2 separate regions of the Homo sapiens genome follow, and region 2 is linked to region 1. The links are chromatin loops, found by intact Hi-C in ENCODE. Cell type or tissue: Calu3. All regions are shown on one strand. Each heading gives the region's core, and the rest is flanking DNA. Links, peaks and the distances in the headings are about the cores only.

The links. A loop is a pair of places that touch in the nucleus more often than their neighbours do. Peaks named below come from ENCODE experiments on the same cell type or tissue, not always from the same donor. Only the 100,000 strongest peaks of a DNase experiment are listed, where the experiment ranks them.
Region 2: it touches region 1 in a loop (7-fold over the local background); 12 of 110 quality-filtered maps call a loop at or near these places.

Annotation. Positions count from the first base shown.
Region 1 is chr10:55,494,114-55,506,621 of GRCh38, forward strand. It overlaps a transcript of PCDH15 not described here. Among named protein-coding and RNA genes, the nearest start is that of PCDH15, 700 kb to the left of the region's middle. RefSeq lists an enhancer at 7,081-7,130. In Calu3, for the core only: a CTCF peak has its summit at 7,014; a DNase peak (open chromatin) is centred at 7,068.
Region 2 is chr10:55,280,361-55,292,868 of GRCh38, forward strand. It overlaps a transcript of PCDH15 not described here. Among named protein-coding and RNA genes, the nearest start is that of PCDH15, 490 kb to the left of the region's middle. In Calu3, for the core only: no CTCF peak of the experiment used is centred there; no DNase peak of the experiment used is centred there.

The sequences.
Region 1 (12,508 bases), core at 2,779-7,778:
ACAAATGTCTGTTTGGTCTAGTTTGTTTATAATGTTGCTCCAGTCTTCATTTTCTTGTCAATCTTCAGCATAATTCTACCCATTAATAAAAGTAGGGTATGAAGATTTTCAACTACTATTATTGAATAATTGTTTCTTTATTTTATAGTCTACTTTGATATTCATATAGCCACTTTAGCTCCTTTATAATTTTTTGTTTTGGTTTATATTTTTCATTCCTTTAACTTTAAACTTGTGCATCTCTGAGTCTAGAATGTGTCCCCTGTAAACCACAAGTAATTGAATCAACTCACTTTTGATTGGATTGTTTAATATATTCATTTGTAATATTATTATTTTTGTGGTTGAATTTACATCTGCCATTTTGCTTCTTTTATTCTTTTTGAATTTTTCCTTTTTCTGTCTTTTGTTTATTTCCTATTTTATTGTTAAGAGGATATTTTCTAAAGTTAAATTTTATTCCATTTAATAACTTTTATTTATATACTGGTTATTTTCCTAGTGGTTGCTCTAGATTTTGCAACATGCATCCCATCAGGATCTACCTCAGATTTACAGTGATTGAAGTCCACTGAAATTAAAATCTTTACTCCTGGATAACTCTACTCCATTCCTCTCTCTTTTGATGCTAGTGAGATATATATGTAGCATAAACTTTTATAAGTTTGTTATGATTATTTCTTCATATAATCTTATGTGCATACATTTTTGAAAAACAAAACCAAAGTTGGAGAACTCATACTTCCTAACTGTAAGACTTACTACAATGTTACAGTACTAAACAAAGTGATGTACTGTCATGAGTATAGACACACAGATTAATGGAATGGAATTATAAATTTATAAATAAGCCTTAGTATTTATGGTAAATTAATTGTTGACAAGGGTGTCAAAAATAGCTTTTCAACAAATAGTGCTAGTACAACCGGATATGCACATGCAATAAAATGACATTGGACCCCTATCAAACCATACATAAAAGTTAGCTCAAATGGATTATATACCTAAATATGTATGAGTTAAAACCACAAAACTCTTACAGGAAAAAATAGGTGTATGTCTTCATGGCCTTGGATTAGCCAATGATTTCTTAAATATAAAACCAAAATTACAATCAATGGAATAAAATATACATAAACATATATAAACTCTATTTCATGAAAATTAAAAACCCTTATGCTACAAATATTAACATTAACTAAGTCAAAAGGAAAAATACAGAATGGAAAAAAATTTGAATGCCTTAAATCTGATAAGGGACTTCTACCCAGAATTTACAAAGAATTATCAGAACTCAATAATAAAAAGACATATAATCCAATTAAAAATGGGAAAGAGGTTTGAATAGACATTTCAACAAAGACCATATACAATGGCCAAAAGCAGAGCAAAGATTAATGAATAGGGAAATGAAACTCAAGACAATGCTGAAAAATAGCTTCATATCCACTAGCATGGTTGTATTCAAAAGCACATAATAACTTGTGTGCTCCATGTAGAGAAATTAGAATATTCATGCCTTATTGGTGGGAATGTAAAAGATTACAGGTTCTTTAAGAAACAAATTTTTCACTTTCTCAAAATTTTCAACATATGACCCATGAATTTCACTTCTACTTATATATTAAAGAGAAGTGAAAACACACTCCCACACAAAAGCTGTATACAAATGTTCAAAGCAGCATTATTCATGATAACCAAAGAATGGAAACAATCCATGTGCCTTTCAACTGATGAATGGATAAATAAAGTGTTGACTAACCATATAATGGAATCTTATTTGTTAATAAAAAATGAATAATTACAAATGACTATATCATAGGATTCTATTTTTATAAAATGTTTACAATAGGCAAATCTATAAGACAGAAAGTAGACTGGTGGTTTCTTACAGGTAGGGGTAGGGTGAGGTTCAAAGGGATGTGAAGTGGCTGCAAATGGGCTGAATATTTTGGGGAGGAGGAAAAATAATTTTAGATTTGCTTTCAGTGATGATTGCACACACGTGAACTTACTAAAAACTTTGGCTTGTACATTTTAAATGGGTGAATTGTATATGAGTTATATCTCAATAAAACTTAAAGACATAAATCACAGATTTCTCAGCAGAAATCCCATCAACCAGAAGATCATGAAAAAAAAATTCAAAGAAATGTGATCCAAAAAATAAATAAGCACAAATGCGTGTGCGTGCGCGTGCACACACACAGACATAGACACAGGCCTGGCTTACTTTTTTATAAATAATAACACAGCTTTGATGAATTTATCATTAGTAATGATAATATGATTTCATAAAATTTCAGCCATTAAAATGTTTATTTCCTTGTAAAACATTTTTATATTGAAAATAAAATATTTTTAAAACTAAATTTAACACACACACAGAATTAGACAATTAAGTAACTACACTGTAGAAAATAGGAACCACGTTTTTAATGGCCAGAGAAAGACTTTACAAATAATCAAGTGAGGAGGGAAATACAAACCTTGTGCTGATGAATTTAATTAGAGATATTAGTTTGAATTCATTTTAATTTTAGCATATAAGAATAGCTAGGAAAATATAGACAGAAGTATATACATGGGTATACACATATATGTCTATACATACTATATATGGGCTTATATATGGTAATCATACAATGGAAAACTGATATGAAAAAGCCAAATGTGAAAGACGAATAATCTTAATATATTGTTTTAAACTAATGTTTCAATTATTATTGACTGCTTTCATAATTGGCTAGGTTTTGAAAAGGTCAGGTAAATAAAATTAAACAATATCTGCATAACTTTCCATTGATTTTAGTAAGCTAATTTGTTTTATGAGTCTCCACAAAATAGGCAAAATATGTAGTTTAGCTGGATTTATTTAACCACAGAATACTTTTGGGGACAATTTTTAATGGGAAAGTGTTCTGTAGAAAATGACAGGCTAGAACAAATGAATTTAAATAAAATATTAAATGGAAAAAATTAAAGGAGGTAATAAAATATCAGAATACATCATTTTACATGTAATTTTTTCTTTGAGACAGCATCTTGCTTTGTCACCCAGGCTGAAGTACAGTGCTGCAATCATCACTGGCTGTAGCCCAGACCTCCAGGTCTCAAGAGATTCTCCCACCTCAGCCTCCTGAGTAGCTAGGACTACAGGTGCACACCATGACGCCTGGCTGATTTTTTTTTTTAATTTTTTGTAGAGACAAGGTCTCACTATGTTGTCCATGCTTGAACTCTTGAGCATAAGCAATCCTCTTGCCTTGGCCTCACAAAGTGTTAGGATTACAAGCATCAGCCACCGCGTCTGGCTGAAAAGAGGTACTTTTTAAAAACCTTTGATTTCGAGTTGGCTTGGCTTACTTTTCTGTAAGTAATAACACAGCTTTGATGACTTGATCATTAATAATGATAATACAATTTCATAAAATTTCAGCCATTAAAATGTTTATTTCCTTGGGAAAACATTTTTATATTGAAAATAAAATATTTTTAAAACTAAAATTAACAGCATTTAAATCAAAAGAGCAAACCAATAGAAGATATAAAACAGTGTTTCTGAATGCTCAACCAAAGTTATTTCTGGGAAAAGACTTAGTTTGAGTGTTCTGAAACCCATTTTGTAAGAATCTTTCTCTCTGAATGTTGCCTCGTCTTTCACACTACTTGAATTCATTTATTTCACATAAACTCACATCACATATCTGGCAAGATGATTCTATCTACACATAGATAAATGTAAGTGGAAAGATGTGAAATGGAAAAGTGAACTCTCTTCAAATTCTATCACGTTCAAAATGTATAAGATTAGCTGGCAATTTCTAGAATCTTGTGATTTAAATTCTTTTACCTACGGATATGTATAAATCTGTTGGGTTTAGCCTATATCTACTCTTAAGTGCAGCTTCATTAATGTTTATGCTTTTGAAGAATAAAATGGATTCCAAAGATTCCATGTTCCTTATTCAAATGTAAAATGACTGGGCAATTGAAGAATGCAATTATCTCCACCAAAATGTTTCTAAACATCTTTAAGAAGGTTGAGTTATTATATTTTAAAGTCGAAATTACATTTAAGTTTCGTTCTGTGTCTCAATGACTCATTGCAGATTTATAATTGATGAAAATGTCTACAAAGGCATGGGGTATTTGATTCTGCATGATACTTGAACCTAGATAGCTTCTGATAAAGTGAAAAGACTTCTGCAGAATATAAAATTAGTGTGCTTGTAAAATGACTTGAAATTCCACAGTATAGCTGCACCCAACAAAAGCAAATCAAGCATCCACATTTTATAAAGTGTGTTCACTTATTTCAAATAAAAAACTGTTCAAGTGACCTACTTTTCATCAAGACACTTTAAAATGAGAAATGAAGCACATAAACATGGCACCATGTGTCTGATATCTCCTGAAGTGACAAATGAATTCTGATTACACATAACCTCATTGTTCAATACTCAATTGTATCTTTGAACAATGAAAACTGAGTCATACTATGCCAAGTATGAAATATGCTCAGTACTATATAAGTAGCAGCTATAGTAGATGATTGCTATCTTCATAATGAACCTGCACCTGAACCTTAAAGCAGAAACTGACAGTGACCTTTGTGATAGACAGGATTTTAAAATAGCCTCCCAAACTCCTATCCCTTGCTATGCATGCTACATAATGGCCTCATGAGTTTGGATAGGCTATCTTGAAGACCCCATACAGAACGGGATGCAGATGTTACAGATAGAAATCAGAGCAATTCAAAGCTGCAACAAATACCATCCTGTTGACTTTAAAGGAGTAAACTGCCATGTTTGCTCAGGGCCAGATGGCAGGGAATGGTAGGTATCCTCTAGGAGTTGAAAAATTATGTCTAGTTGACAGCTAGCAAGACATTGAGGGCTTTGGTCACTGTTTTGATGCCTGTCAACTGGAGAAAATGTTTGACTTTTCCAAACAATTGGTGAGATTGGCAGAGTACTGAATTTTCACATAATTTTCATATGCATCCATAGCAATCTTGATTTCTTCTTGGTGAGACACTGAGCAGGGGAAATAGCTTATCCAAACCCAGACTCCTGACCTACACAAATGAAGCAATAATAACTACATGTTTTAAGTTGCTAAATTTGTGGTAATTTGACAGTAACAGAAAACTAATACAATTTTCATATGATCTTTCATAGGATTTGAGAAAAATACATTTGAATACAAAAACAAAATGCTATCAACCATCCTAAAATAATTGTAAAGGAGCAATTTAAACTATCTTCTTTTTATAGACTCTCCCTACACACACACACACACACACACACACACACACACACACACACACACACAAATAATGTTGCATCTCTCACCATGTCTCATTATTCTAGGTTTCTTATTCTTCATTCTAAAAATGAAATCTTAATCAGTTTTCTTAGATGTCTTTGTACATTCTTTTAAAATTCTTATACAATTTTTTTAATTGTCAAGATCAAACCCTGACTCAGCTAAAATAGATGAAAGGTTATCCAATTAAACATACATCCCCTAGTATTTGTAGGAAAGTAGCCTAAAAAAAATTCCATGTTGACATGTAATTTGTATGTCTGTTCAATTTGCAATGTTTTAAATAGCAAGTTAAAATAAAACTCTTCTAAGTTTAACTTGAAGTACAATATTAAAATGTATGATTTAAATTAATAAAATTATATTTATTTGGTAACAGTTCCTTTTAGAATAAAAGATTTCAAATATCATATAAAATAGGCTAAGTAAATGTGAAAGATGTTTTTGAAATCTACTTAATGCATCGAAATAATTAGGTAATTTTTATTGTGTGAATATAAAAATGCACACCTTTTGTAAATTATGAGATACTTGCTTTCCATCAGGTGCAAAAAGAGTTTACAAAATGTAATATCTAAGATAAATATGTTAGCTAAAAAGAGTCATATGAAATTATGAATTTTATAATAGTCAGAAAAGAAATTGTTAATGGTGATTATGGGAACAGTATCTTAAAGTTGAATATAGTTTAATACATCAGATAAGAACAGCAGAATTCTGGTAAATGACTAAGGAAACAGGTATCTTAAAGAATGTATTAGGATGTATGATATTTTAAAATTTCCTATAGTTGCACCAATTACTTTAGGATAAATTTGACCAAAGTATTGAAATTCAAAAGAAGATTTAAATATGAAGGACTAAGTCAGTTGAAGCAATTACATGAAACAGTATATTATCTTATTTTTTAGATTTAAATTGATTAGCATATTTAACTTTTACATGAGGCAGTCAGAGGGCTAAAGAGATTGTCAGAATACAAGAAAGTTTTACAAATTTCCTATTGAGTGTTGAAGTAATTATAAAATTCTCTGGAGCAACATTTCTCTACCTGTAATATGAATATGTGTCTCCCAGGAATCTTATTAAAATGAAAATACTAATTCAGTGGGACTAGAACAGAGACCCAAATTCTTCAGTTCTAACTAGCTCCCAAGTGATGACAATGCTGCTGGTCTATTGATCTCACATAGAATAGTGAGACCCTGATCATCCATATGGAATTATGGACAGAAATCTGTGTCTACACTACCTAATATTTCTGACATCTTTGGGCAACCCATGTGAACTTAGGTAAAAGGTGAAATATTTGAGTGCATATAAAGTTAGAATGCTGTCTGTAGTAAATTTTGCTTCTATGACTTTTAACCCAAATACATATAATACATATTTGTTAATATTTCACAAATATATATTGATTAGTTGACTCTTTATATGACACAGTGCCTCAATGCATTTCAAAGTGACATTGATCTTGTGATCAAAATTAACAACAGTTGGACATTTTAATGGGTTGAAGTCCCTAAGGAGATATGTTAAAGTCCTAATCTTTAATACCTGCAGATGTGACCTTATTTGAAAACAGGATCTTTGCAGATGTGGTCAAGTTAAGATGAGGTCATTAGAGTGGGCCCTGATCAAATATAACTTCTGTCCTTTTAAGAAGAGAAGACAGAGACACACAAGGAAAAGACTGCCACATAATGGCAGAGGCAGGGATTGCAATGATACATCTGCAAGCCAGGGAACACTCCTGGGGTACCTGAAGCTGAGAGAGGAAAGGAGGGATCCACCTCAAAGGCTTTAAAGGGAGTGTAGCCTTGAGAACAACTTGATTTTGGACTTTTAGCCTCCAGAACTGTGAGAGATTAAATTGCTCTTGTTTTAAGCCACCGAATTTATATTAATTTGTTATGGAAGTCCTAGGAAACTAATAAAATTATTAATCATATCTGGGGACTATTTAAAAATCATTCAAATAATAGCATTGGATAGTGATTATGTATTTGCTAATTTCCTCTATTATGATGTATTTATTAATTTTATCTGTAATAAGAAAAACAATTGTTGAGGTAGTGAAGTAAATGCAAGCCAAGAAATGAGATAATACCCCTTGATGGTTATATAGTGTTTTAGAAAATAAAAGTTATTTTAATAAATTAATTATTTCCTCTGAAATCTTAAAGCTGCCAAGTTAGATTAGGTGAATCAGAAAGTGCAATTATGCCAACTATAAGTTACAAGTTTGGAGTAGTTATGTCATTTGTGCAAATAATAAATGGTAGCAATAAACTAACAGAATCTCAGTGAAGAGGCATTGTTTAAAGCACCTGTGAATTGCATGGTGAAATGGACAGTACCATGGTCAAGATTAAAATCAATCTCTTGTTTATCAATTAATCAGTAATTCCATCATCCACACTAACTTTGTACTTGACATATTAAAGGAACATTAATGAAAAAACAATCTTTTAACAAGGCAACTTACTATATAGCCAAATTTTTAAAAATATTTAAAAATGTTTTTTTTCTTATGTAATTTCTTTACATCCTTCCCACTTGCAGGTCTTTGTAACTATGTGTGATACCTAGACCAAAACTTTTGCAATAAAAATTCATTCACATGTAAGAAAACCCTCTCCTAAGTAAAAATTAATTTTAAGCAGTGACTACCTTACTATTTTTCCTACCTGCCTTGAAACATCAGGGCTTTATTACTTCTCCTTATGGAACTGCCATTCCAGCCTCATATTGCACGTCATTTCCAATCTCTTTCTGTCCCACTTGTATTGCTCTTTATGCCGTGCCTACTAAATACAATGCTTCCTTTAGTTACAGTGTCATTGACACATGCTGTTCCATTGGCAGTAACAGCCCTTCTCATCCTCTTTGCCCAGAGAGCACCCTTTCAAGCTTAGAACCCCACCAATCATATTTTCTTGAAAAAAGCTTCCATCAATTTTCTGAATTAATGAAATACTTCTAGTATACACTATCATGATCACACGCATATCTCCATCATAACCTGGATGTCACGTTGGAGTGTCATATTTATTATCAGATAAAAATATGTCTTATTGCGCAGTGATAAAGTTTGTTTTCACACTTCCTTTTTAACCTTAAGACTTAAAAGAGTGCTTGAAACTTTAGTAAACAGTCAGTCGGTATTTTCTGAGTCAAGGGATAGAGGATTGCTGGTGAAATAATGCCTGGACTCTATTCTAGGCTCTAACAGTAATTGGGCTGATTGTTAGATTGGTCAAACTATCTTTCCTTTTTGAGTCTCAATTTTCTTATCCTTAATGTGGTTATAAATAAAGGATGTGATATGAAAGCGTAGTGCATTGGCTAAAATGTAGTACACACCAAAAATTTATTTATACTTGTTATTCTTTTTTTTCGTGTTTTGAAGAACAAATAGTTCCAATATTAAGAAACAGATTCTCAGTAGGTTAATTTTTAATAAATTAACTGCTTATCAAAATGTAACCTAACTGTGCAAAATAAATTTCTGAAGGAGCACTTTTATGTGTGACAAATTAAACATTAATAGCAAAACAACATATATTTTCCTAAATTATACAGATTAACTCATTCATTAGTTTTTATAGGAAACCATGCCTCAAATATGAAAGACATCTTATAAAAATACAGTAACTAGTTTTGAATTATTAATTCATTAAACACATATATTTAATGCTTATTATGAGTTAAGTTCTAGGTTTCAGAGTGGGACTATCTGAATTCTACACTGTTTCCTCAATACAATTACAAAGTTTTACAATTAACAAAGATAAACAACGGTTTTCATAAATTGTAATAATCTTATATATGCATAATTTGAATTAAATTTTAAATAAACTAAGTTTCTAATTTTAAAATTAAGTTTTATTAATTAAAATAAATTTAAATATAAAATAAATATTCTAAATAGCTAAATAATTTAAAATTATATTGTATTAATTAAAATATATTTAAATATATGGAATGTTTATTTTGATGTGATGGAATCTTTATTTATTTTATGTTGATAATAAAATTTAATTAATTACATTGAAGTCTTAGATTTTCATACAATCTGAAATGTAGCATAGGAAGCCAGAGGACAACATTGAAGATAATTTTAAACTATTGGTAATATTGTGAGAATAAAACATCATTTATATGAGTATTAGAAATAGTATAATGACCTCCCAAAAAGATAATCAGATAATAAGCATATGAAAAGGTGCTCCATATCATATGTCATCAGGGAAATGCAAATTGAAACAAGAAACCACCACACACTTATGAAAATTACCACAATCCAGAACACTGAAAACACCAAATCTTGTCAAGGAGTAAAAGGAATTATCATTCATAGCAAAATGGTACAGCCATGTTGGAGATTCTCTGGCAACTGTTTACATAACTAAATATATTTTTACTGTATGATTCCGCGACCAAGGACCTTGGTATTTATCCAAAGAAGCCAATCTGAGAAGGCTACATACTCTATGATTCCAACTGTGTGACTTCTAGAATAGACAAAACTATACAGAATGTAAAAGGATCAGGGGACTTAGGCAAAAGCAAGGAATGAGTAGGTGGAGGACAGAGTATTTTTAGGGCAGGGAAACAACTCTGTATGACTATAATGATGAATACATGTTATACCTTTGTTTGAACCTATAGAATTTAGAACACCAAATGTCAACCCTAACGTAAACTATGCATTCCGGATGCTAATGACATATAATTGTAGATTCATCAATTGTAAAATTAAAAAAAAATTAAAAGCACCACTCAGGTGAGGAATGTTGATAATAGGAAAAGCTATGCAAATGTGGGGCAGGTGTTACATGAGAAATCTCAATTTTGCTATAAATCTAAAACTGCTCTAAAAATAAAGTTAATTATTTGAAAATATGTTGGATATATTTCATTATTTTTAAAAATAACTAAAAAGTGCTCACATATTGTAAATGAGGTCTCAAAGACAAAAACTGTAAATATGTCATTTAAAATTTGGTAAAGTGTTTAAAATAAAAAATTCTAAAGTTAAGACATTTAGGTTTAATTACCAGTACATCCATAACTGACTATGTGACTTTAGGAAGTAATTTAGCTTTTCTAAGCTTCATTTCTCATCATATAAAAAAACGAAGAAGTAGAATTTTTCTCAACAACTAGAATGAAAAGAAAAAAATTCACCCAAATACATATCAAATGGTAACAGCATACAATAATGAATAATAGAGGCTATTACTAATGAAAAACATTACATCAGGTAATATTTTCATATTATACTGTTATTTTTATATCTGTATTGTATCTTACATACAACATAATTCAACAAATATTTTCTGTTTTATCATTCAGAAAATAAATACATAGATATAATGCATACATTTAAATGAGTTCCTTTTGGAAACAAAATTATTTACTGAGAAATACTAGGAAAATTCAAATCAAAATATGCACTTTAGTGCTTTAGTTCTTAAATTAGACAAAATATTTTTAATTTCAAGCATGTCAAACTATGTTTTGTAGCGTATTAACAAATAGGAGTTTGTCATAAGAGCTAATTTCAGGGCTTTACAATGTTCTGACTTGCATTGGAAACTTTTCTGAAGGCAAGTTTTTTGTTTTTGTTTTTGTTTTTGTTTTTCTAGAGAACACTTTGATATGAACTAATGAGAAGACACAGGAAATGTTTGAATACTTATACAAAAATCTATACTGCAGTAGAAGGTTTATACAAGAGTTAGGGCTTAAAATTAATCTGGAAATACATCTTGACAATTAATTTTAGTAATATTAATTAGTGGTGTAAGCAATTAAGAGCTATTAAAGATAAGTGAAAGTAACTATGATCTTAGATATTTATTATTGACATTTAACTGAAATTAGAGTTCATAGTAATTTGGAAAATAAAGATATTGGGAGAATACCATAAGGTATGATAACCTGGATTCTTTAAGAAAATAATAAGACTAATATAAAATAATTTTAAGGGAATTAGTAGACAAGGACATGGTGATTTTGTGACAACAGCCAAAGAATAAAAATACACAGATGACTCAAAAATCTTGAGCTGGACAGATTCACAATGATAGACAATATATGGAAGGTAGGAGTCCATGTCTTAGGTAAAGTCTGTCATCTAAGTTAGACCTGAGGAGTCTGCAATGGCAGGAGAATTTAAATTCAGTTTATTTTTACATTTCATTCATTCAACAAACATGTATCAGGCAATGTTGTAAGAGATGCTAGTTATAGTCATCAGCAAGACTAGCACAATCTATTCCTTCAAAAGTTTTATATCCTACCTAAAATGACAGTTATAAAATTAACAATTATGCAATTAGTTATTGAATCCCATATGATAAACATGTCTTAAGAGAATTCTGTCCTGTAGGAAGACTTCCTTGAGGAAGTGACATTTTAGCTGAACCTCCAGGTGGCTTTTAACTAAGTAAAGAGATTGAAAAATAAGTACAAAAACAAGAAGAAAAGAGGCATTAAATTAGGATTAGAATGTAAATGATGTCAGATTATTCAGACACCTTAGACTATGCTTAGATTTTGGTCATTAACATGAAAATGTTGTAAAAATAGCATGAAAGACTTTAAACACATGAATGATACAAGAATGATGACACTGACATCAGATTGATTCTAGTGCAAAGACAGATTAGAGGTAGAAAATGAGTGTGGGGATACCATTTAATAATCTAATGTGTCCCTCCAGGAGAAAGATGAAGGTGTCTTGGCCTAGATAACTAAGTAGATGGTGGTACATTCTTTGATTGGATGGACACTGGAGAAGACATAGTTTAGAAGGAAATCTGCTTGTTGTAAGTATGTAATGTGTTGAGTATTAGATTTCTGGGAAGTACCAAGGAAGCTATTGAATAGATAGCTATAGCTCAGAATGTAATAACATAATGCAAGACATAACACAAGGCTTCTCACGTGTCTAAAGTTGGATAATACTATTTGTGTGTGTGGGAACTCTGTCATCTACCTAGAAGAGACAAATGAAGCTATGTGAGTAGAGAGCTACATAAGAAAGTGTATTTGATTGGAATACCAAAGGGTTCACAACTGAACCATTTCAAGGCTCAAAAAGAAAAGTCAGATGACGAAGGTGATAAGGTAACTAGAAGAGGTATCGAGGAGGAACAAACAG
Region 2 (12,508 bases), core at 4,096-9,095, 210 kb before region 1:
CTCCGCCTCCCGGGTTCAAGGGATTCTCTCGCCTCAGCCTCCTGAGTAGCTGGGATTATAGGTATCTGACACTGCACCCAGCTATTTTTTTTTTTTTTTTTTTTTTTTAGTAGAGACAGGGTTTTACCAAGTTGGTCAGGCTGCTCTTGAACTCCTGACCTCAGGTGATCCACCCCCCTCGGCCTCCCAAAGTGCTGGGATTACAGGCGTGAGCCACCGTGCCAGGCCTGTTGATTCTTTATAAGCTGTATTTGTTGAATAATGTTAAACAGGGAGATGTTGATTATATCTTTATCACAGTAATGATGATGTTCTATTTTTACTGAATATACTTTCTATGTAGATAGAGTCTAGTAAACCGCATTCACCTAGAAGAACTAAAACTAAGATTTATTTTATCTCTCTCTAGTTAAATTCACATTTATAAATTGTCCTTTTCATGACCACCTCAATGTTCTGCTTCAACTCAATATTAAACCATGTGCTATGAAATATTAATGAGAAAAGTCAGATCCATTTATATTTCATGCTGAAATGTAGCCAATTCTTCCATAGTGATAATACAATTACTGAACTGATTTTGAAGTGCATAATGGATTTTTAAAAGTTAACTTATCCATAATAGGCTGTAGCCAGATGTTATGTAAGATACTGATGGAGAAAAAAGACTCTAATACTATAGCATATTAACAGTTTAGTAAAAGAATATCTGCAATGCTATGCAGCCAATAAATGTGTAAAAAATATTATTTTCCCCCTTATGTTTGTTTTCTGTAGCATCACAAATGTAGTTTCTTCTTTTATCCCAAGTAATAGGAAGCCACTCAGAAATTCAGAGGTCAAGTTTAGTGTAGGGCATGAGAATTTGGAATAATAATAACAGAAGAAAAATAATTTATAATCTGTCTTCATTTTCTTATTTCTCACTTGCTCCACTTTATTGCCTCCTTCATCATTTCACCACAGGTTTTCCAGGGGAGCTTTAGTAAACTGTATACTATTAAATTTCATGTTTTTTTTTAATCTCACCCCTCATTACCACTATACAAATAAAAACACATTTTTTTTTTCTTTTTCTTTTTTTAATAAAACTCTTACCATCTCCGACATGAGAATCTCTCTTTTTCTTTCTTTGTCACTGGCTATTTCTATTCATTTTCATAAGCAGATTCCGCCTACCCTTTTTATTGAATAAAGGCTTATTTCTGATCATTTAACTCTTATTTTTTCACAGAAAATTGTATTCATCCCAGTGCTTCACTTATCATCTATATGACAATGACTCGCACATGTGTCTCCGCACCAATCATCATCTCCGTGGATCAAATCCATATATTAACCTGGCTCACAAAAACTTAAATTCTTCAAAGACAGTGAAAACATATGAAACCAAACTTCTCACTCTACACAAAAAGAGTCCTATTCCAGAATTTTCTCTTTTGATAAATGCCATAACTGTATGTCCAGTTACAGAACCCTGTAATATGATATTTATTCCTTATACTTTCTCTCCTTCTAAAACTTTTCTAAGTTCTATGATTTTGCTCCGAAATATTTATAAAAAAGTCTACACTTCTTCTCAGAAACAAACTCCTTAGTCTAAATTACCATTATATCTGACCTGGACTAATGAAATAGCTTCATAACTATTATATCCATATTGACTTTGGCTAACCCTTTTCCCCAGCGCCAAGAAAGAGCAATGTTTTAAAAATGCAAATTCAATCACTTAATTCCTCTATTTGAACTATCAATAGCTACCCGTTATTCCTATGGTCAAGACCAAGATCCTTAATAATAATACTGTTTGTAAGACTCTGTACCTCACTTCCTGACCTCTAGCCATGCTGCCCTCCTTTAGTGCCTTTTAGATACCAGACTCTTCCACACACTAAGCCTTTGCATATGCTGGTTTGTCTATCTGCAGTACCTGCTCTGCCTTCTCATCTCTCATTTTCACCTGGTTAACTCTCTCTTAATTTCCAAAGCTCAGTTCAAATATCATTCCTTGATTTAAGACTTCTTCAGTTGCTCTACTCATGACTGGATCTATTTTACACTGTTATTACACTATGTCCTCAAATTTAAGCACTATTCACAGATTGAATTTTACATTAAGTTTTAATAATTTGGTGAATATATACACATATATAAATTATCTTTAATAGGTCAGGCTTTCTGAGAGTAAATTCAATTGCAACTTATTTGATGAAGACTTTAATTCAACAGACTTTGTTGGATTAAAGTCTCCATAAAAGAAGTTACAGTTTATGTTTATTTACAAATATAATTTTTTGTTCTTATAAATGATTAAGTAATTAATTAAAATGTTTATAAGAATAAATTAATTAACTAATCAACATATGACAGACAACTTGCCCAAACTGTTTAGAAACATTTCAGTAAGTTTAAGCGAGAGCTTTCAATAATTTCATCAATAGATTTGAAATCACCTTTGCAAAAATTATAACTGAGAAAGTTATTGCAGTGAAAGAGACCTGACCTAACCAACCCCATTTTGCTTCTAATCTCCAAGCTGTTCTTGTTCATTCCTGGGTTTAGGCCTAAGTAACTTTTGGAGGAACTTACTTTATAGTTGAACTTTGAAACAAAGAAAATAACAGTATTTTCCCAAAACAAACACTCTTCCTGCCTGGGGACCACACTGCCTTTGCAGGGCTAACAAATTAGCCATGAGATTAGAAATTATGGTTTAGGAGTCATGCAGCTGGAGGCTGTAAGTTTCCAAACCTCCCTAAATTGCTCCTGGGAATAACATCAGTATTGTAAAACCTAAGATCAGTGTTTGAGATATTTCGCAGACCCTGCACTGGATGAATCAGCTGGCACCACCCAGTTCAATAAGCTGTTTTATCTGGTCTCGTGGCCCTTACCCAAGAAATGACTCAGCGCACGAGGACAGCTTCAACTCCCTATGATTTCATCTTGGACCCAATCAACCAGCACCCTTGACTAAATGGTGCCTTAACCACCAAAGTATCCTTAAAAACTCTGATCCCTGAATTCGTGGGGAGACTGATTTGAATAATAACAAAACTCACCTCTCTGGTACAGCCAGCTCTGCATGAATTAAACTCTTTCTCTATTGCAATTCCCCTGTCTTGATAAATTGGCTCTGTCAAGGCAGCGGGCAAGGAAAACCCACTGGGCAGTTACAGACACAGCTTCTTTCCTTCCTTACTACTTTTCTTATTACTATTCTTCCTTTTGTCCTGTCTTCCTCCATTCTTGCCCACCTGCTTTCTATCCAGTCACTATTAAGTACTTGGTATAGAGCTTTGTGCATCCTAGATGCTCAAAAACCTTTGTAAAATGAATTAATGAATCAGAATATCAATTTTCATATGGCTTGTAACACTTTCTAGTTATACAATGTTAACTAGGTTATGTTTGCCTTCTAATAGTCTGTCAAATAGAATAAGAAATGCAACGTCTACTAAAAGTTGTTTGGAAACTAAGTGGAAAAAGAAGAACAACTCATAGAAATACTTTTTAAAATTAAAAAGTTGTTATAGCTGTCATCATCATTTTTGAATGTCTATTACTATTTGTTCTGTAAACTATGCAAATCAAAATTAAGCTCTATACAATACATGGCTTTGTATATTACAGTGCTTTAGTATTAAACTCAATCTTGACTCTTAAGTCATTTCCATGGAGTTCTCTTGTGAAACCCAGAGATATTGCAATGGATGCTTTGGTTTTCATAAAATTCCACACAAATCCCACATAATACAGACTGCTGTCTATGGTTTTCTAACGAAAACATTTCGTTCTTTTGTGAGTTATGTGTCCTTTAGATAGCTACTCAGGCCTATGCTATTGAGGTTAAAGGTCTTCAGAGAATGCTTCTAAGCCTTCGTTAGGACAGTTAAAGGCAGCTATCCCAGTAAATCAGGATGGACAGCCGACTGATAGTATACTCAATTTACCTTTTAGATAAACTACACTGAGAGTAAGTTCTCAACAGGAAATAAAGGTGAATTTCACAATGGGTACAGGCCATTCCCCAGTGTTTTCACAGGGATTTGAAAATTAAAAAAATAAGTGAGGGTATGTATCACTCAGAATCAGTGCTGTATTGCTCAAAAGAATGAGTTATGGTCATAAAGGTACAGTTTATGCAGAAACTCTGATATAAAAAATGATTCTATGACTCTGACCTTTGCACTTGTTTTCTGCATATTATTTTTTCTATTTTTCATTGTTACATACCAATAATTGATTTCAGTCAGTCACTCAATCTGTATTTACCATAGTAAAAATTTTAGGGCATATTTTCTTTACTATCCCACTGTTTGAATCTCTAACCTGTCTTTTGCCTTTGGACTTAAATACTTCTATTTAAGTTTTCACGTCACATGTAAATTAACTGCCACTTGGCCAGGGAAGTCAGACATATATTTATCATGGGGGAGTTACAAGAGCATCAGAAATGAATGCTAAAATCTTGGTGTGTATTTTTAGAACCATTATATGGTTTATGTAGTGCTAATGTTTGGCTTCTTCTGAATATTCATAGGGAATCAGAGTCTAGATAAAGAAAAGAAATAGTCAAAGACGGTATAAACAACAAAGGGATTCTGGTTTTGAAGAAAAAAGTAGGGGAAGTGAGATCGCTTCAAATTCTTATTTAGAGTATATTAAATATTAACTATAGTTGAATAGTTTTCTTAATCTCTCTGAAGATATTGAGCTTTCCATCTATGTTTTCTATAATTCTTTTATATGGTAAATACAAGTTTACCATATAAACTTGTATTTATATGGTAAATACAAGTTTACCATATAAACTTGTATTTATATGGTAAATACAAGTTTACCATATAAACTTGTATTTATATGGTAAATATAAATACAATATATTTATTTATACAGTTTCTGCAGACATAAAATCGATTTTTAAAAATGGTATTCTTCCATAACATTATGAACCACACATAAAATCAACTAATTTTTTAATATATATTTAAGAAGTACTTTTATACACATAGGTACATATATTATTATGATTTGTCCAAATTGTTTTTCAGCATGCATATTTTATTTAGGAAGATATTGTGAATATATTTTCCATTAATGGGCATTAATAACAAACATCATTTTCTAGGTTTGATGATATTTAACTTAGTAAGTCCCCTTTTATTAGAACTATAGGATGTTCATTTTTTTTCTTTTTTCTTTCTTAATTTATAGACTTCTTTTATGAAATCTTTGTTTCTACTTAACATATTTTTTTCTTAGGATTAATTCCTATAGCTAGCACTTCTGGGTAGTGAGGTGAAATATGAAACGTAAGTTCTCAACAAATGCTTGTTGAGGGAAAATTTTGAATGAACAAAGAAATAAATGATTGTAAGATGTGGTACCTCCCTGGATTTCATCCCCTTCTCAAAGAGTTAATAGAAAATAAGACACAGTCATGACATTAAGATGGTTCTGGAATGGCAAGCTATGACTCTGTTTTTTATTCAACATGAAATCATCTAGCTGTGCCAAGCAGCTTCATTTATTAAAACTGCTTTAGTGAAGCATATACTGATATTTAACCTAAATTTGAGTACAGATACACTTGTGAGAAAAGAAGTTGTTTCATTTCTTTTGATTTTCGTGCATTATTCAAAGATTTAAACAATAACAGCTGTGATGATAAATCTGAAATGTTATGAACATGAAACTCTCATTTTAAGATTCACATGACAATAAGTAAAGAACACTCATATAATACCTACGCATGTTTCTTTCTTTTCCATTAAAATTATCCAAACTATAAAGAAAAATCGGCCTTTTAAAACTTCACTTGCAGGCTACTATTATGTTACAATCATTCTTTCTTCATAGAAAATGACTGCATTAAAAAAATACTAAGCAACAATTACAGTTTTCTAAACAGCATGCTCTGTATTTTATCTAATTGCTAATTCATATAAATTTTACTGTCAGTCCCCTTACAAAGTATTTGAATATGAGAAATTTTTAAAACTATATACCTATACCTGTTTGTAGCTATATATTGATTTATATTTCTTTGCAGTACATAAGTTATTGTAATACAGAGTTTAACTTTATAATGAAAACCTCATTAGGTTTGGTCATATCTGTAGCTGTAGTCTATGAGGGTTTTTTTTTTTTGGTCTATGTAATTTCTTCATTCATTCAGCAAATATTTATTGAATGCCACCTATGTTGTCCTTGCTGTAGGTGCTACAAATACAAGGAAAACAGCAGGCAAAACATCAAACCTGCAATTTACACAGATGTATTTTAAAACTTGGCCAAGTCTGAGGCCAAAATGAGCTTCCCATTTGACCTCTGCTGAATTGAATTTATCCCATCAGTTATAGCCTTTGCCTATATTTTGCATAATCAATTTTCATATTGAAAAGTCAGGCTTCTTCCATTTCCAGTACTCATGATGAAGGATATTCCTCTTTGCATCCTTGCACTTTCTTAAGTTTTATTATATATTTCTTTTCATGCATTTGTATTAGCCAAGTACAGAGTTAATGGACTTACTATTTTAGGATCCATTTGTTAAAATTTCAATTTTCTTTTAAACTCTCAAATCACTTTTATGAATTAAAGCTAGCATATCATTACTTCCTTACTTTTGCCTAAAATAGGGCATTCATTTATTTTATATTTAGAACTCAAAAGCTTTATTTTTCATTAATACAGACACACAGTGCTAATTAATAAAAGCTATTGATTACAATATCTTAAATATTCACAATAAGAAAAAAATCAGTAACTTCAAGTTGCCTCAGCACAAAGTAATAGAGTCTTGTGTTGAGAAGAAGGTTCTACTCAAAAGTCTGTCTCAAGTTGAAGATGCAATGAGTCTGTAATCAGTTTGCTTAAAGGTCAGCCAATTTAAAATTTATGTGCAAATTTTACAACGAGACTTTGTTATATTCACCTACATAGCCCCTGCTCCTATAATATGCCTAACATTTAATAAGCATTAAATATTGTTTAATTAATGAATAAATCATTAAACTTATATGAGTTGGTAACCTAGCCAATACGATCATGAAATGACTGTCAATTAGTGATTTGAAAAGTGTTATCCTTGGGAAACTATCTTAGTAAGGCTACACGTTCCTCTTTAATATTCATAAAAAGAAAAGGATAATTTCACCAGCAGGTGGACTATGTTCAATGCCTGAGTTGCATTCAGAGTAAGCTAGGGCAGTGACAGTAAGCTTTGAGCACTATGCTAGATGCTGCTCTCTCTCCAGGTCTAATGACAAGTATGATCTGAAAATATTAAGTCAGCTTTTTTCTTGTGTAGTGTGTGTGTATGTGTGTGTTTTAATTTTCTTTAATTTTCTTTCTCTTTGATAGTTCAATGGGGAAAATACTATACAAATTAGAAAGGGAAGTGAATTGTAAAATGTGCTTAGCCGTTAGGACATGCAAGAAAAGTACTGGAATGCAAAATCTCAGAGACCACATATCTTCCATTCCACTATTCTCATATTTCAGCCACACCAAATTATTATTAATCTTTAAACAACCTTCAAGTCTAGCATCATGTTTAGGGGTGTGAAAACTAGAACAAGGCTGAGTTCACTCAGCTGGGTCATTTATTAATCAAAGTATTGAGATATATTTAAAATGCAAATTAATTTATATATTTGTAAATATGTGTTGAGTACTGAATACTGACACGATACTTAATATATATATATTAATTTATATATATATGTGTAAGATTTTCTCTAAAAATATTCTTCTGTTTTTCACATTGTAAAATGCTACTGACATCAATTTTTCTGCTTTCATATGCCCAGGTATAGAGTAACGGCACACGTAGGCTAACTTGAAGAAAAAAAAATTGGGAGAAAAATAATGCTTTAAAATTTGTTTATCTAGTATCGAATAGACATGTTCATATTCAAAATTAAACGTATTGTAGGATGTAAGCATCTGATTTTAACCACATAGCAATCTCAACTAAGCAAAGTAAATAAAACTAAACCCACATCTAAGCACATCAGAGAAAAACTGAAGAAACGTGAATCAAAAGAAAATGTGTAAGTACACAATGTGGTATTGCTAACTCTAGGTACTGTTGTGCAGAGGATCTCTAGAGCTTATTCATCTTGCCTAACAGAAACCCTGTATCTTTTAACTAATATCTTCCTACTTCTCCCTCCTCCAGCAACCACCAGTCTATTCTCTGCCTGTATGAGTTTAATTAATGTATTAAATAGATAACTCACATAAGTGGAACCATGTAGTACTTGTTCTATTTTAATTGGCTTATTCCACTTAGCGAATGTTTTCCAGGTTCATCCATGTCGTTACAAATTGCAGGATCTCCTTTTTGGTAAATACCGAATAAGATTTCATTGTATGTACATACCACATTTTCTTTATCCGTTTATGTGGATTTGTTTTAAAACCTTGACTATTGTGAATAATGTTGCAATAAACATTAGAGTGAGGCTATTTCTTCCAGCTTATGACTTCAATTCTATTAGATATATATATATATATATCTAGAACTTGGATTGGTGGATTATACAGTAATTCTATTTTTAATTTTTTTGAAAAACCACCAAATTGTTTCCCATATCCAGGGCTTTTTGGTCAGCTATTTAAATTTTATAATTTGCTATCATTTCTTTAATCATTCTAAATATTTACTTACCAACATAAAACATAAAGTACCAATCAAATGAAATGTCATTATTTGCAATAATTATCTGTTAATCTACAGCTGCGTACTAAAGTCTATCATTGTATTCTTTTCTACAGGAGAGAAGACACCTCTGTATTTGTAGGCTCTCCCCACATCTTGTGAGTCACTAAAGAAAAACCAGTTGTTCCAATTGTTTTAACAAAACCAGGAACTGAGATTCTAAATTTACATACTCTCATACCATTTTATGTTTATGAGAAATACAAATCTAGAATGTGGAAGTTAAGAACTGCCTGTTTAATAAAATCATCTTGAAACAGAAAGAAGGCAGGAAGGGAAAAAAGAAAGAAAGAAGGAGACAGAAAAAGAGAAAGAAAACAAGGAAAGAAACTAGGAAAAGAGGAAGGCAGGAACAAAAGAAGGAATGGAAGGAGAGAGTGAGGAAGGGAGGGGGAGAGGAAAAGAAGGAAAGAAGAAAGAAAAGTGTTAAAAAAAAGACCAAAGGAAGAAGAGAGATGATCTAAAAAGAAGAAAACATTACTCTAGAGCTTCTCAAACTGGCATCTTATGGACCCCTAAGAATTTGTGCATTTTATATAGGGATCCATAAATTTCCTAAAATTGTATCCAAATTGTTCCATTTAATTAATCTATCTATCTAAATATCTATTGCTATGGTTTGAATGTATCCCCCAACAGTTCATGTGTTGGAAACTTAATCACTATTGTAACAATATTAACAGGTGGGTCTTTTAAGAGATGATAGGGTCACCAGGGTGGAGCTCTTGTGAATGGATTAATATCATCATCTAGGGTGTGAGTTCTCTTGGGAGTGAATCAGTTTTCACGGGACTGAGTGAGTTTTCTTGAGAGTGGGTTGTAGTAAAAGCAAGCTGGCTGCCTCTGTGATTTCCTTTGCTTGTGCTCAGCAGTTCTTCTGCTCTTCTGTCATAAGAAAACATAAAGAAGACCCTCACTAGATACCTGAGTCATGTTCTTGAACTCCCCAGCCTCCAGAACTGTAATAAATAAATTTTTCTTTATAAACTACCCAGTCTATGATATTTTGTTATAGCAACAGAAAATAAACAAAGGCATCTATCATTGTATTACTAGATATAATATACATAAATTTTATACAAACCGTACATGTTTGTGTGAATTGAATTGTGTCCCTCAAGGAGATGGGTTGAAGTCCTAATTCTGATACCTATTAATGTCTATAAATGTGTATATTCCTATGTATGTATTAGAGTAATTAAATGTTTAATACTTTTAATATCTTAAACATCACAGTGTGTATTGGGGAGGGATAATGTTTAGAGATCACCTCTGCTATTGACAATAAAGGTATTGGGGTGAAGTGTCTTCATATTTTCTGTATGTTTTGCATACTTTAAGTGTTTCAAAGTTAAAACTTAATGAATACACAGCATTTTTTATTGTGTTAAGGAAAGTGAAAATTTGCTTTTATTGGGTAATTTTAATTTGGACCCTAACTTACTAAATAAGAGCATTTCCCTGACCACTTTCTGTATCCAACTCCAACCTCTTTAATATACATAATACCTAATACCACTGTATCATTGCATTTCATCTTAGCAAGATGAAAATGGGTTCTAAGTATCTTCCAGAAGAACCAAGTTGACATAAGCTTCAACACAGACTATAATATTTTGTTTCTTATTTTTTAGGTGCCAATACCTCCAAATAGTGACAGTTACAATAATATAGAATTAGCCATGGAAATGAAAAATATAGAACAAATAATGGGAAATAAAATTAGAAAACAAGAAAAGGTATGTTGAAAGAAAAAAAGATGGGAGGAGGAAATTTATCTATATCTCTGATTAATGTGTGTTTAAAGAACGGTAGATTGTTAACAGTTATGAAACGTCCAGAACTGAAAAATTCTAAGTGTCTTCCTTAAATTCCCAACACAACATTTTTAGCCAAATGTGTAAGTAGTGATCTTAAGATTTCATAAATTTCAAGGATAAAAATTCTGGTGTTTATAATGACATTCTTATTAGAAAAGAAAAATAATCTTTTCTGATGTTTCTCTCTTTCTCTCTTTCCCCCCGGCCCCTCCCAAATTTCATGTCCTCACATTTCAAAAACAATCATGCCTTCCCAACAGTTCCCCAAAGTCTTAACTCATTTCATTAACTTCCCTACAGGAGAAAGTTAAGAAAATCTGAGAAAAGCGTTAAGCAACACAAGACAACACATACTTAAAACTTAATACAATGACAACCAAACATTTCATCTCTGGTTTCTCTGCTTTAGAAACACCTGAATATATGATTGAAGCAAAGGACAAGTCTTTATTCACAGCTTGTTTATCAGCATTCTAAAATCTGTATATTCTATTACTATCTGATGTTAAGCCAGAGTTTCAAGAAAATACATTCTTAATAATGTTTAAAATGACAACAGCACTTCTGTTATACAATTTAAAAGATCAACTGAAATGAGAAATGGAAAGAATGTTAATTTTGCCAAAAGATTAAATAAGTGAAATCCCTGGAATTTTTGACCAATAGCAGATGTCTTTACTAAGTTAAAGAAAAGACAATGTAATTCAATGAAGAAAATTTACCAAGCTCTCAGATGATGACTGACTTCTTTGAAGTCACAAAAGGGAAAAAGAACATAAGCTTGTTGTATTAGTCCATTTTTACACTGCTGGTAAAGACATACCTAAGACTGGGCAATTTACAAAATAAAGGAGTTTAATGGACTTACAGTGCCACATGGCTGGGGAAGTCTCATGATCATGGCAGAAGGCAAGGAAGAGGGAGTCATGTCTTACATGGATGGCAGCAGACAGAGAGAGTTTGTGCAGGGAAACTGCCCCCTATAAAACCACTAGATCTTGTGAAGCTTATTCACTATCACAAGAACAGTATGGGAAAGACCTGCCCACATGACTCAATTACCTCCAACTGAGTCCTTCTCACAACACATGGGAATTCAAGATAAGATTTGGGCAGGAACACAGCCAAACCATATTATTCCCCCCTAGCCCCTTCCAGATCTCATGTCCTCACATTTCAAAACCAATCATGCCTTCCCAACAGTCCCCCAAAGTCTTAACTCATTTCAGCATTAACTCACAAGTTCACAGTCCAAAGTCTCATCTGAGACAAGGCAAGTCCCTTCTGCCTATAAGCCTTAAAATCAAAAGCAAGTTAGTTACTTCCTAGATACAATGAGGTAACAGGCATTTGGGTAAATACACCCATGTCAAATAGGAGAAATTGGCCAAAACAAAGGGGCTACAGGCCCCAAGCAAATCTAAAATCCAGCAGGGCAGTCAAATCTTATTTTATATTTTATTTTATTTTATTTCATGTTGTTTTTTGAGATGGAGTCTCACTCTTGCTACCCAGGCTGGAGTGCAATGGCATGATCTCGGCTCACTGCTACCTCCATCTCCCGGGTTCAAGCAATTCTCCAGCTTCAGCTCCTGGAGTAGCTGATATAACAGGTGCTCGCCACCACGACCGGCTAATTTTTGTATTTTTAGTAGAGATGCAGTTTCACCATGTTGGCCAGGCTGGTCTCGAAATTCTAACCTCAGGTGATCTACCCACCTCGGCCTTCCAAAGTGCTGGGATTAGAGGTGTGAGCCACCACACCCGTCCCAGGCAGTCAAACCTTAAAGCTCGAAAATGATCTCTTTAACTCCATGTTTCACATCCAGGTCACGCTGAAGCAAGAGGTCAGCTCCCATGGCCTTGGGCAGTTCTGCCCCTGTGGCTTTGCAGGGTATATTCTCACTCCTGGCTGCTTTTATGGGCTGGTGTTTAGTGTCTGAAGCTTTTCCAGGCA